Regions from separate parts of the Homo sapiens genome. Here region 2 is linked to region 1. Evidence: chromatin loops called from intact Hi-C (ENCODE). Cell type or tissue: PC-3. All regions are shown on one strand.

The links. Hi-C counts contacts between places; a loop is a spot of excess contacts. Peaks named below come from ENCODE experiments on the same cell type or tissue, not always from the same donor. Only the 100,000 strongest peaks of a DNase experiment are listed, where the experiment ranks them.
Region 2: it touches region 1 in a loop (3-fold over the local background); 1 of 110 quality-filtered maps calls a loop at or near these places.

Annotation. Positions count from the first base shown.
Region 1 is chr6:143,336,368-143,338,867 of GRCh38, forward strand. All of the region lies in intron 5 of AIG1 (androgen induced 1), which reads left to right. Among named protein-coding and RNA genes, the nearest start is that of ADAT2, 110 kb to the right of the region's middle. In PC-3, a CTCF peak has its summit at 1,422 (motif pointing left); a DNase peak (open chromatin) is centred at 284; H3K27ac peaks cover 2,500 bases.
Region 2 is chr6:143,011,415-143,013,914 of GRCh38, forward strand. The region is part of intron 2 of LINC01277 (long intergenic non-protein coding RNA 1277); the gene reads right to left. Among named protein-coding and RNA genes, the nearest start is that of LINC01277, 25 kb to the right of the region's middle. RefSeq lists a silencer at 504-704. In PC-3, no CTCF peak of the experiment used is centred here; no DNase peak of the experiment used is centred here; H3K27ac peaks cover 1,595 bases.

The sequences.
Region 1 (2,500 bases):
AAAAGTAACTGAGGCCCCAAAATCTTAAGTGACCCTCCAGAACAGGTGATGGCAGAGCCAGTGCCTTCTAACTGATGTTCAGTCCAGTCTCCAAATTTCCCCTTTGTATAAGAATACCAGTTGTATTTGATTAGGGCCCACCCTGATGACCTCATTTGTAAATACTTATCTCCAAGTAAAGTCACATTCTGACTTTAAAACCACATCCTGGGGGTTAGGATTTCAGCATATGAATTTGGAAGTGGGGGACAGAGTTCAGCTCATAATACTTCACTCTCTCCCCACCAGAATACATGTCCTTCACCCAATGAAAATATTCCATCCCAACAACCCCAAACGTCTTTCAGACATCAACTCTCAAGTCCAAAATCTCATCTTAAATATCATAAAATTGGGTATGCGTGACACTCAGGGTATGAGTCATCCTGAAGCAAAATTGTTCTCTAGCTGTGTGTGAACCTGGGAAACCAGACAAAAAGTTATCTGCTTCCAAAACAGAATGGTGGGACAGGCATAGAATATACATTCCCATTCTGTAAGGGAGAAGTTGCAGGGGGAAAAAAAAAGAAAGAATCATGGTTCCCAAGCAAGTCTGAAGCTAGCGGGGGAAATTCCATTCCATTTTAAGGCTTGAAAATAATCCTCTTTGGCTAGATGTTCTGTCCTCAGGGCTCACAGGGGAGGGGATGCATAGCCCTGCCTTCCAGGCACAGGGTCACAGGAGCCCCACCCCCACAGCCCTGGGCAATAGTTCTACCCTCTACAACCAAGGAGGAGCCAGTCGCTGAACCATCTTTGAAGCCATTGGTCCTTCATTTCATCCTGTCTCTGTCCCTTTCAGTCCATGCTGTCAATGTTTCTGCTGGTATAAAATTCTCAAAAACCTTATTGGCCTCCCATGCAAGTCATGGGGGTCCAAGCAGTCAGACAAGAGGGCACTCCGCGGATCTTTTTCAGATAACCACCTCTCTATTTCTGGCATCTACTGTGGAGGTTGATTGGATCCGTGAGTCACGTACCTAATTTCGTTAGCACATGGCTGTCCAGCCACACCCTTGGCATTCTCTCCCAATCTGAGGTACTGAGAGTTAAGCACTTCGATGTAGCAGTTTGGCGGGGTGGAGCGCGGGGGGGGACACAATTCACAGCTGAAATATTTCTTTACTTAAGCTAAGACTTTATCCCAATTTTGGTATATCTGACCAGTCTTACTAAAGCTACATTTTGTAAGACCAGAAATGAGTCTTTTCAAAACCAAAAGGTTGGTGTGAGGACAGAGAAAGTAGGCAAGCGGGGAGACAGGAGACGTCTATGTGTGCAGAAACCTGCACCTCTTCTCCTCCAGCTACCCGTGCAGGTCATTTCCCCCCAGGCCCATCCAGGTCTAGCGATGTCCCAGCACTGCCCCCTGGTGGAGCCCTCCACCGGCCTGCAGGAAGGGCATGTGACTGACTCCCTCAGCGCCCTGCAGTCTTGTCCCCTCTGGTCCCAAAAGTGTATCCTGCCTTCGCTTTGCGATAGGTTTCTTCCTGCCCTTTGCCTGGAAATTTTATCTCTGGTTCTTGCAAACATTATTTACAGCTGTCTAATTTTTTCTGTCTACCTCACAGCTGCCAAACTAAAGTAGGTGGGAAGCCATTTTCCCTCTCTAGGTCAATGAATACCCCCCGTTCTCCACCCGCGCTTTTGAAGATTCCAGCACTGCTGCCAAGTCAACCCATCTGCAGGAGAACGCTTTGGAAAAAACAGACTTTAAAAAGAAAAGCAAACTGCTCTTAGCCCCTGATAGCTTCTCCACAGGAGAGGGAATATGGACAGAGCTGAGGTTCAAGACACATGTGCTGTTTGAGCTGAATCTGTGCTGTTTTCTTCTTTCCGTGGTTACCCAACAACGAAGGCGTGTTGTACCTTCTTGCCTTCAAACCTGTTCCTCCTCCCGTCAGATGTCCTTACTCCTCAATTTGAAGTTTTCCTTCATAGGATTTCTGAGAAGGACTTTGGAAAAAGTGCTCCAGATCTCTGCCAGTTCCTTAGCCATGAAAACCAAACATAAAAGATCATCTGGGGACATTCATTCAGAGCACGTTACCCACATTCCACCACCACTACTCTGACAGCACAAAACATATACCAGGAGCTGGGGTTATGTGGTGGGGGAGTCCTTCCTATTGTAAGCCCTAACATTATGACCCTCTGGGGTTAAATTTTATAATTTTCATATTGTGGAGTCCCATATTTTGTTCTGCTTTCCACTAGTCCAGGCTTCTGAGGTCTTCTCTGTGTTCATTGCTTATTAATTTTATTCAGCAAAGATTAATTGAGCTCCTGCAATGAGACACACACACTATGTTAGGTGCTGGGGAACAAAATAGGGAAGGGCCCTACCCTCAGAAAGCTTGCAATTTATGAAAGAATACTAACAAAACCTGCAAAGTGGTATTTTAAGTTATTTTGTTTCATTTTTGCTATTGAAACAAAGAAACTGAGAATTTGGTATGAT
Region 2 (2,500 bases), 320 kb before region 1:
AGCTACTTTGACCTTGCCATTTTGACATGGGAGTATTTTGGCATACCGTTGCCCATGTTACAATTCTAATTCACATGACATTTAAACGAGGAAGTCTCCCTTCCTTTCTCATGGATTCCTGAGCATTTTGCTGGAGGAGTCTTAGTACTCATCACTTTTTGCCTTGAAATGTTACCCATGCCTGAAAAAAAGACACAGGGCTACAATGGAGAAGCACTCAGGGTCTGGAGTTACTGCTTACACCTGCCAGTGGTATAAGGCATGACCATAGCCATCTCAATCAGCCTTTCTGAACTGTTTCTTCATCCTTGTGATGATAGCACTTTAAGCGCCAGGTTGCAGTAAGGAAGTAATGAAGTCCAGTGCCTGGAATAAAATAAGTACTTAATAAATGCTTGCTGTTCTCAAGAAGTTTCTTCTTAGGAAGAAAGAGTCTGTCCTATTCATCTCGGAATCCCCCATAACCCAGTGCCTTATGCCTATTATGCTGCATTCTCTTATGAAAAGATAAACAACCCTTAGAGATACCTTTCAATCATACTTGAGAATTGTACTGTATTTCTTGTCTTTCATGTACAGAAATTATAATGTTTTGTATTGTAGCTATATTATCATTAAAGGGCTCTCATTGTATACGTTTTGCACAAAGAAACTGAAAATCCAAGGGGGTCATTTGCTCAAGGGTATGCAAGCTAGTTATTGGGCATATTACTCCTATGAGCTACTTCCTATTTCATAACAGGTCAGCCTCCCGTCCTTAGCATAGCTTTTTCCTTCACTCATATCTGTTTTCTCTGTTGCCCTATGACCAACAAACTCGCCATAAGAAAACTCCAGTCACATTTGCTGAATAGAAGTAACACTGTCTAATGCTTTCATTAAGGACAAAACACATCTGCTTCTTCACTCTATGTGAAAATTGTACCTAGTTCTAAGAAGATATGATGTCACAATATGTGAAAAGCATAACAGTTCATGGTAAAGGAACATCAACATTCCCTAGTGCTTTTAATGCAAAATTGTGTGCTGCTGTGTTCCATTTCTGTGATTATACATATGCAAGCTTAATGTAACTGATTTTCTTATTTGTAAACACTAGAAAATGTAAACAAAACTTGACATGTTAGTCACAATATTGAGGTGGTTGGAATGAATGCCTTAATTTTTCTATCATATTTTTAAATTAATAATATTTTATAGCAACCTATATTGCTCTTTAGACTTAATATGAAATAGCCCTTAGAGTTGAAACAGAGTAAAAACCTGAATATGGTGGAAAGCTATATTAAGATATTTTAAAAATTATTTCTAATAAAGTTTTATAGACTTTAGGGCATGTAGCATTTGTCAAATTAACTATTAATACATAGTAATTTCATTATTATGGATTCCCTTTTTATATTTTAAGAAATATATGAATGGCTTGGTGTAAAAGATGTAGAATGCAAATCTCATTCCTATGTAAGCAAAGCACTGATACACGCCTAAGTTCTTCCATTTGTTTTTTGTGTTTTGTTTTTGTTTTTGGTTTTGAGACAGAGTCTCATTCTGTTGCCGAGGCTGGAGTGCAGTGGCACTGTGTCGGCTCACTGCAACCTCCGTCTCCTGGGTTCAAGCAATTCTCCTGCCTCAGCCTCCCAAGTAGCTGGGATTACAGGCGTCCACCACCATGCCCGGCTAGTTTTTATATTTTTAGTAGAGACGGGGTTTCACCATGTTGGCCAGGCTGGTCTTGAACTCCTGACCTCAGGTGATCCACCCGCCTCGGCCTCCCAAAGTGCTGGGATTACAGGCATGAGCCAACGTGCTCGGCCAAGTTCTTCCATTTGACCAAGGTAAATCTGTTTACATCCTCCTCTTTCTTCCTGAAAAATTACTTTCTGCCAATGTATTTATTACAAATGTTTGTTTTATGCTTGTTAATTCTCCATTTGTCAGGTACCATGCCTTTTTGTTTGACCTGCTGGGTCCTCATGTAGACATTAGGGTGGATGGGTACATAAAGATTTTTCTTAAATTTTGAGTCATTCTTTGTTTCCTGAGGATAATATCTTTTATTAGTCTTCTGCATAAAAATTTTATCCTTTGAGCTGTGGGCAGCTTACAGAAAAAATGCCTAGGACTATGACTAAAATATTTAAAAACCATTATATTTTAAAAGCCAGTATTTTTATTTTTTATTTACATATTTATTTAATTGTAAGTTGATGGATTATAGCTATATATATTTATGGAGAATAAAGTGATATCATGATTTATGAGTACAATGTGTAATAATTAATAAAGCTAATATTTTAAAATTTATGAATGTCTTCTATTGAAACATGACATGCATAATTGGTGTCCTGAAATATTATAATTTCAAAAGAATTGCTTTACTATAACTTCTTTCATAATTTGCCTACACATGCACTCCTCTGCTTGATCTTTTGTTTCTGTTATGACAAGGGAGAAGTTTTTTAAATTACGTGTCATTCACAAAGAGTCCTTTCACACAATT